Linked DNA regions of Homo sapiens: region 1 is linked to region 2. The links are chromatin contacts, found by Hi-C or POLR2A ChIA-PET in ENCODE. All regions are on one chromosome and are shown on one strand. The core of a region is the stretch at or near the end of the contact, and the rest is flanking DNA. Distances in the headings are between cores, read along the strand shown.

Region 1 (2,700 bases), core at 101-2,600, 48 kb after region 2:
GTTTTCAGAGAAAAAATTCAAAGGAAGGGAGAACTAATTTACTTTACTGTTAAGTGTTTAGAGAGCTTTACTTATAGTAATTTCTTATGCTGAGTATCAGAGTTTTTAAACTTTTAAATAGAATTTAAATTGAAATAGCTACAATTTCCTGACAGATTACAATGTGCCAAACACTTTACATACCTTATTTTGCATCCTTACCTCAGTCTTCATTGCAGAGATTATTGTTATAATTTTACAAATGATAAAATGGGGACTTGAACAGGTTAGATCACATAGTGTAGTAGATTATATTACTGTTCACCCTATTTGCCCCTCTTTGTGTGAATCCAGGCATGGTCATAGCACTGACTTTGGCCAATGAAATGTGAGCAGAAATGATGTGTGTTACTTCTGGACAGAAGTTTTAAGAGCCAATGCATGGTTGGCTATGCCTTCTGTCTGCTGTGAAATCAGCAATGTTCCAGATGGAGGCAACTTGGGTCCTGGAGTGAATACTGTGTGGAGTAAAGCCGCATTCAGCCCATGACAGACATAAAGCATGAAAGAGAAACAAAACTAGGATGTGGTAAGCCACTGATACTCCGAGATTGTTTGTTTCTATAACAAAATCTAGCCAATCCTGTCTAGTACACACAGTTTAAGTGACAAAACCTAAGTTTCTTTGATTTCTAAGCCTTGGGCACAGAAGAAAGATAGTGGCATAGAGTAGGCACTCCATAAACATATGTTGAAGGAAGGAATGTATGGTGGTTGCCCAGCATTGAACACAATACTTCAGATGTGATCCGATCCACATAAGAGTTATTAGGAGTACAAACACTCTTTTTACACTGAACATCTGTTAATGAAGGCTTAGAGTGCATTAGCTTTTTTGTCAACTGTACTTATTTCTTTAACAAAAAAATTATTGTCTACCTAACATGTACAAGGCACAGAGTGAGGTGTCATGGCTGATACAAAAACAAAACATAAAAATGATTGTCTTCCAGCTGTTCATAATTTCATGAGTGAGAGTCGCACATTCACAACCAGCTGTGTCACAAGGCAATGAATAGAGTTGGACAGTGTGTTTTGTTGACTGTAGATTGAGTATGGAACGAGGCAGTCATGAGTTTCAGTCATTCATTCCACAAAAACACATTGAGCATCAACAATGAGTTGAGTGCTATGTTCACTCCTGCAGATACAGGTTAAAAAAAAAAAATACAGTCCCGGTCTCAAAGGTCTCACAAGCTAGTGTGAGAGACAGATTAGTTAATAGGGAATTATAATAGAGCATGATAAGAGCTGTAATAAAGTTAAGCTCAGGAAGCTATGGATATAAGGAGGAAGAATATCAGCCTGGAAGGGTCAATGAAGGCATTCTGGAGGAAGTGAGTCATAAATTGATTCCTAAAAGATGAATGAGTGTTTGCACATGAAGAAGGAGAGGGAATGTACTGGTGTAGAGAAAAAGAAGTACATTCGCCTGTAATCCCAGCATTTTGGGAGGCCAAAGTGGGTGGATCATGAGGTCAGGAGATGGAGACCATCCTGGCCAACATGGTGAAACCCAGTCTCTACTAAAAATACAAAAATTAGCTAGGCATGGTGGCATGTGCCTGTAATCCCAGCTACTTGGGAGGCTAAGGCAGGAGAATCACTTGAACCCGGGAGGCGGAGGTTGCAGTGAGCCAAGATTGCGCCACTATACTCCAGCCTGATGACAGAGCAAGACTCTGTCTCAAAAAAAAAAAAAAAAAGAAAAAAAAAAAGAACTACATTCAAGCCCCAGTGAGCAGTTGGTGGAAAGGCAAGCACACAGAGACAAAATATTTTGAAAGAACATGACTTGTTCTAGGAGACAGCAAGTAATACACTGTCTTAGTCAGCGTGGGCTTCCCTAATAAAATATTATGTACTGAGTAGCTTAGAACAGAAATTTACTTCTTCACAGTTATGAGGGCTGGAAGTCTTACATTAGAGTGCCAGCATGGTCAGGGTCTGTTGAGGGTTCTCTTCCTGGCTTGCAGATGGCTGCCTTCTTGCTGTGTCCTCACATGGCAGAGAAAGATTTCTTCCTCTTTTTATAAGGCCACCAACACTATCAGCCCCACTCTTATTACCTCATTTAACTATAATTATGGCCTAAAAATACAGTCACATTAGGGGTTTAGGGCTTCAACATATGAATTTGGGAAAGGCAAAAATATTCAACCCATAACATATACTATGGATTGAAAATAAGAAAAAATTTAGTCTGAGCATGGTGGCTCATGCCTATAATCCCAGCATTTTGGGAGGCCAAGGCAGGAGGATCACTTGAGACCAGGAGTTCAAGACCAGCCTGGGCAACATGGTAAAACCCTATCTCTACAAAAAATACAAAAATTAGCCAGGCGTGGTGATGCACAACTGTAGTCCCAGCTACTCGAGAGGCTGAAGTGGGAGGATCACCTGAGACTGGAAGGTTGAAGCTGCAGTGAGTTGAGATTATGGCACTGCACTCCAGCCTGGGTGACAGAGTGAGACCCTGTCTCAAAAATAAATAAATTTTAAAAGTGAGGTCAGAAGAAACAGAGAGGATGAATAGATTTCAGAAAAATTAAGAAGGAAATAGAATAAACAAGGTCTTTGGTGATCAAATGACTTGGTATGTTAGAAGTCAAAGATGATCTCAGAAAGTTGGGTACCAGTGACTGGGAAAGTGGAATATGG
Region 2 (2,700 bases), core at 160-2,659:
GTGAGAAAGAGTTTTATCAATACTATGCAAACAATTTTTAAAGGAAGGCATGCAATACACATGCACTTCATTTCTGTACAGTTTGAACCTAGCACGCTTTAAAAAGAGGAAGCTGCCCAGCATCCCACCCCTCCAGAATGTCTAGCATTCCTGGCAGGCAGTACTCTCCTTTGACCAGCCAAAACTACTCTTTGCCAAAGAGCAAGTTCCTCATCCAAGAATTTAAACAAAGAGGGAAGAATGGAGCAACCAAAATGGACAGCCGACGGTGGTAACGACGGACAAAAGATAAACTATAGACAAGAGATACAGTCACAGAGACAGATGGAGAGAAGGGAAGGAGAGCTCAGCTCCTGCCATTAGCAGGTAATATCCTGCCCTCCGAAAACATTTGGGGCCAATACCCTCTGAGAAAGTTTTAAAAAGATAAACATAGAGACAAGAGGCTCGTCAGTCACGAGGGTTCCACCTTGAAACGTCCAACTCCAGCTCACCCGCCCCCCAAAAAATTTTTTTTTTTAATTAAAACTGTCAAACCCCAAAACACGTCCACAATTGAACTGGGACAAACCTCTGAGACTGAGGAAAACTCTCAACGAAACCCAAAAAACACAGACCAGGAGAAAATGCACCACGGAAATCCTAAAATATCTCAGGAATGAGAGCCCAACTGGAGTGAGGGCTGCAGTCAGGGCAGGTGGGAGCGGGAATAGAATCCAGGCAAGAACACAGACCCATAGTGATCAGGAGCACGGATTCCGGAGCAAAAGCGCCTGGGTTTAGGTCCTGACGCTGCCAACCACTAGTCTGTGTGCTTGGGCAGGTTTTTAACCTCGGTTTCCCCGTGTGAACCGAGTCGAACAATCATGGAGTGTTCTGAACATTAAAAGAGTTAAAATGTGCAAAGGCTTCAGAACAGCAGGCGGACCCGTTGTACGCGCTGTGTGCTAACTTTAATTACGATCGTCACCGTCTGCTCCCGGCCACCGCTGGCGTCCTCCCCAGCTCGTCCGCGCCTCCCTCGCCGGGCGCGCCCCTAGCCCCGGCCGGACCCTTCCCGTGGACTCCAGTCCTGGCTCGAGGACACCCGTCCCTAGCGCAGCCTGCCACCGCTTCCACTCGGGGCCGCCCCGCGGGCCTCCCGGACCCTGGACGGCAATTCGCGGGCGCTCGCGCGGGCAACCCCAGCCCGGAGCCACGACCGCCGCGGCCGGAGCAAGCGCCACCTCCTCACACTCACCACGGCGCTCCATCTCGCGTGCCGGACGCGGACGCCCGCCCCACACCTACGGCCGCCGCCACCGCCGAGGGCTGGAGCTCGCTGCCCCCATCCCCCACGGCCTGCGGACGCCCGGCCAAATCTCAGCCGCAGCCGCAGCCGCAGCCACAGCCACAGGCACCACCACCACTGCAGCCGCCACCGCCCCTGCAGCTACCGCCACGGCCGCACCGCCCGCCCGCCAGCCCCGCCCCCTGGAGCCCAGCCCATTGGCCCGCGCTCCCGGGGGCGGGGCCGGCGACCGCGGCAGGTACGGGAGGCAACTAGCTCGCGCGCAGAACGCGACCGTCAGTTGCGCGCGGCCGGACGCTGTCCCAGCATCACGGGCTGCGTCGGCTGCCCTTTTGGCTTGCAGGGGACAGGCAGAGCGACTCAGAGAAAAGTCACCTGAGGACTAGATGCGGCTAATGGCCAGATGAGCAGCTACATTTCTTATGAGACACTTCTGTGGATCGCCTTTTTCCTCCCTCTTCCAGGGGTTAGGGCCTGGGGAAGGGCGCCACACGTCTGAATGAAGAATGAACTACCTCAAAACCAGCCATCTACTCTGCCCCTCTGCCCTCTATGGAGGGTAATAGTTTCCACTTAGGCCTATCTGTATTTTTTTTTTTTTTTTTTTTTTTTTTGGAGACGGAGTCTCGCTCTGTCGCCCAGACGAGTCTAATGGCGTGATCTCGGCTCACTGCAACCTCCGCCTCCCGGGCTCAATTGATTCTCCCACCTCAGCCACCTGAGTAGCTGCGATTATAGGCACCCATTACCACGCCAAGCTAATTTTAGTATTTTTAGTAGAGGCAGGGTTTCGCTATGTTGGCCAAGCTGGTCTCGAATTCCCGACCTCCCGACCTCAGGTGATCCACCCGCCTCAGCCTCCCAAAGTACTGGGATTACAAGCATGAGCCACTGTGCCCGGTCCTTTCTTTCTTAGCTGCACTTTCAAACTCACTTCATAATGAGAAGAAAAAAAAAAGTCTGAGAAAGATGGAATAATTATAGCAAGCAGGGCTAGAAAGCACATAGTCCCTATATCACACCACTCGCTGGAACAAGCGATGGCACTTACCTCAGTGCTGGAACATTCAGAAAGAACTCATAGAGAAACAGAGGAAAAAACACAGGGAGGGAGACTGTGGGTAGCGCTGGGGTCTGCGAGAAAAATGACCACACACGGGAGAAACAGAAAAAGACACAGGAGAATGTGCTGAGGAAAACTGGAAAGAAAATGAGGTGCAGACACAGGAAAAGGGAAGAAAACCAAGGAAGGCAGAAATAAGTGAAGGCAAAAAGAGAAAATAAGGAAGAAAAATAAAAGGAGAGACTACCCACTTAACAAACAGAAAAGTAAGTGAGCATGACAGAACCAAAAGTAGGGTAGCGGGGCAAGAGAAAAACTCATTGACAAAGAAAGAGAAGAGGGACAT

Evidence for each region. Hi-C counts contacts between places; a loop is a spot of excess contacts on that map. ChIA-PET counts read pairs that join two places held with the same protein, here RNA polymerase II (POLR2A). Pooled maps may share reads with other maps.
Region 1: a pooled map shows a loop between it and region 2 (2.2-fold over the local background). The contact joins the enhancer-like site here to the promoter of ARHGAP29 in region 2. A Hi-C loop is called at or near these places in 15 of 168 maps with a recorded cell type or tissue (cardiac septum, endothelial cell of umbilical vein, gastrocnemius medialis and 3 more) and 13 of 50 pooled maps. POLR2A ChIA-PET finds 5 or more read pairs at or near these places in 9 of 52 experiments (BJ, H1, HCT116 and 6 more).

What each region holds. Positions count from the first base shown.
Region 1 is chr1:94,284,146-94,286,845 of GRCh38, forward strand. All of the region lies in intron 2 of ARHGAP29-AS1 (ARHGAP29 antisense RNA 1), which reads left to right. It also overlaps a transcript of ARHGAP29 not described here. Among named protein-coding and RNA genes, the nearest start is that of ARHGAP29-AS1, 38 kb to the left of the region's middle. RefSeq lists an enhancer at 440-499. Within about 2 kb of position 1,351, at least 4 of the 41 ENCODE cell types and tissues checked have a DNase peak (open chromatin) inside an H3K27ac peak, as active enhancers do; they include PC-3, PC-9 and endothelial cell of umbilical vein, where a contact is called at or near this core.
Region 2 is chr1:94,236,175-94,238,874 of GRCh38, forward strand. ARHGAP29 (Rho GTPase activating protein 29) reads right to left here and starts at 1,410. Exons shown (of 23, transcript NM_004815.4): 1 at 1,241-1,410. RefSeq lists silencers at 1,134-1,373, 1,384-1,613.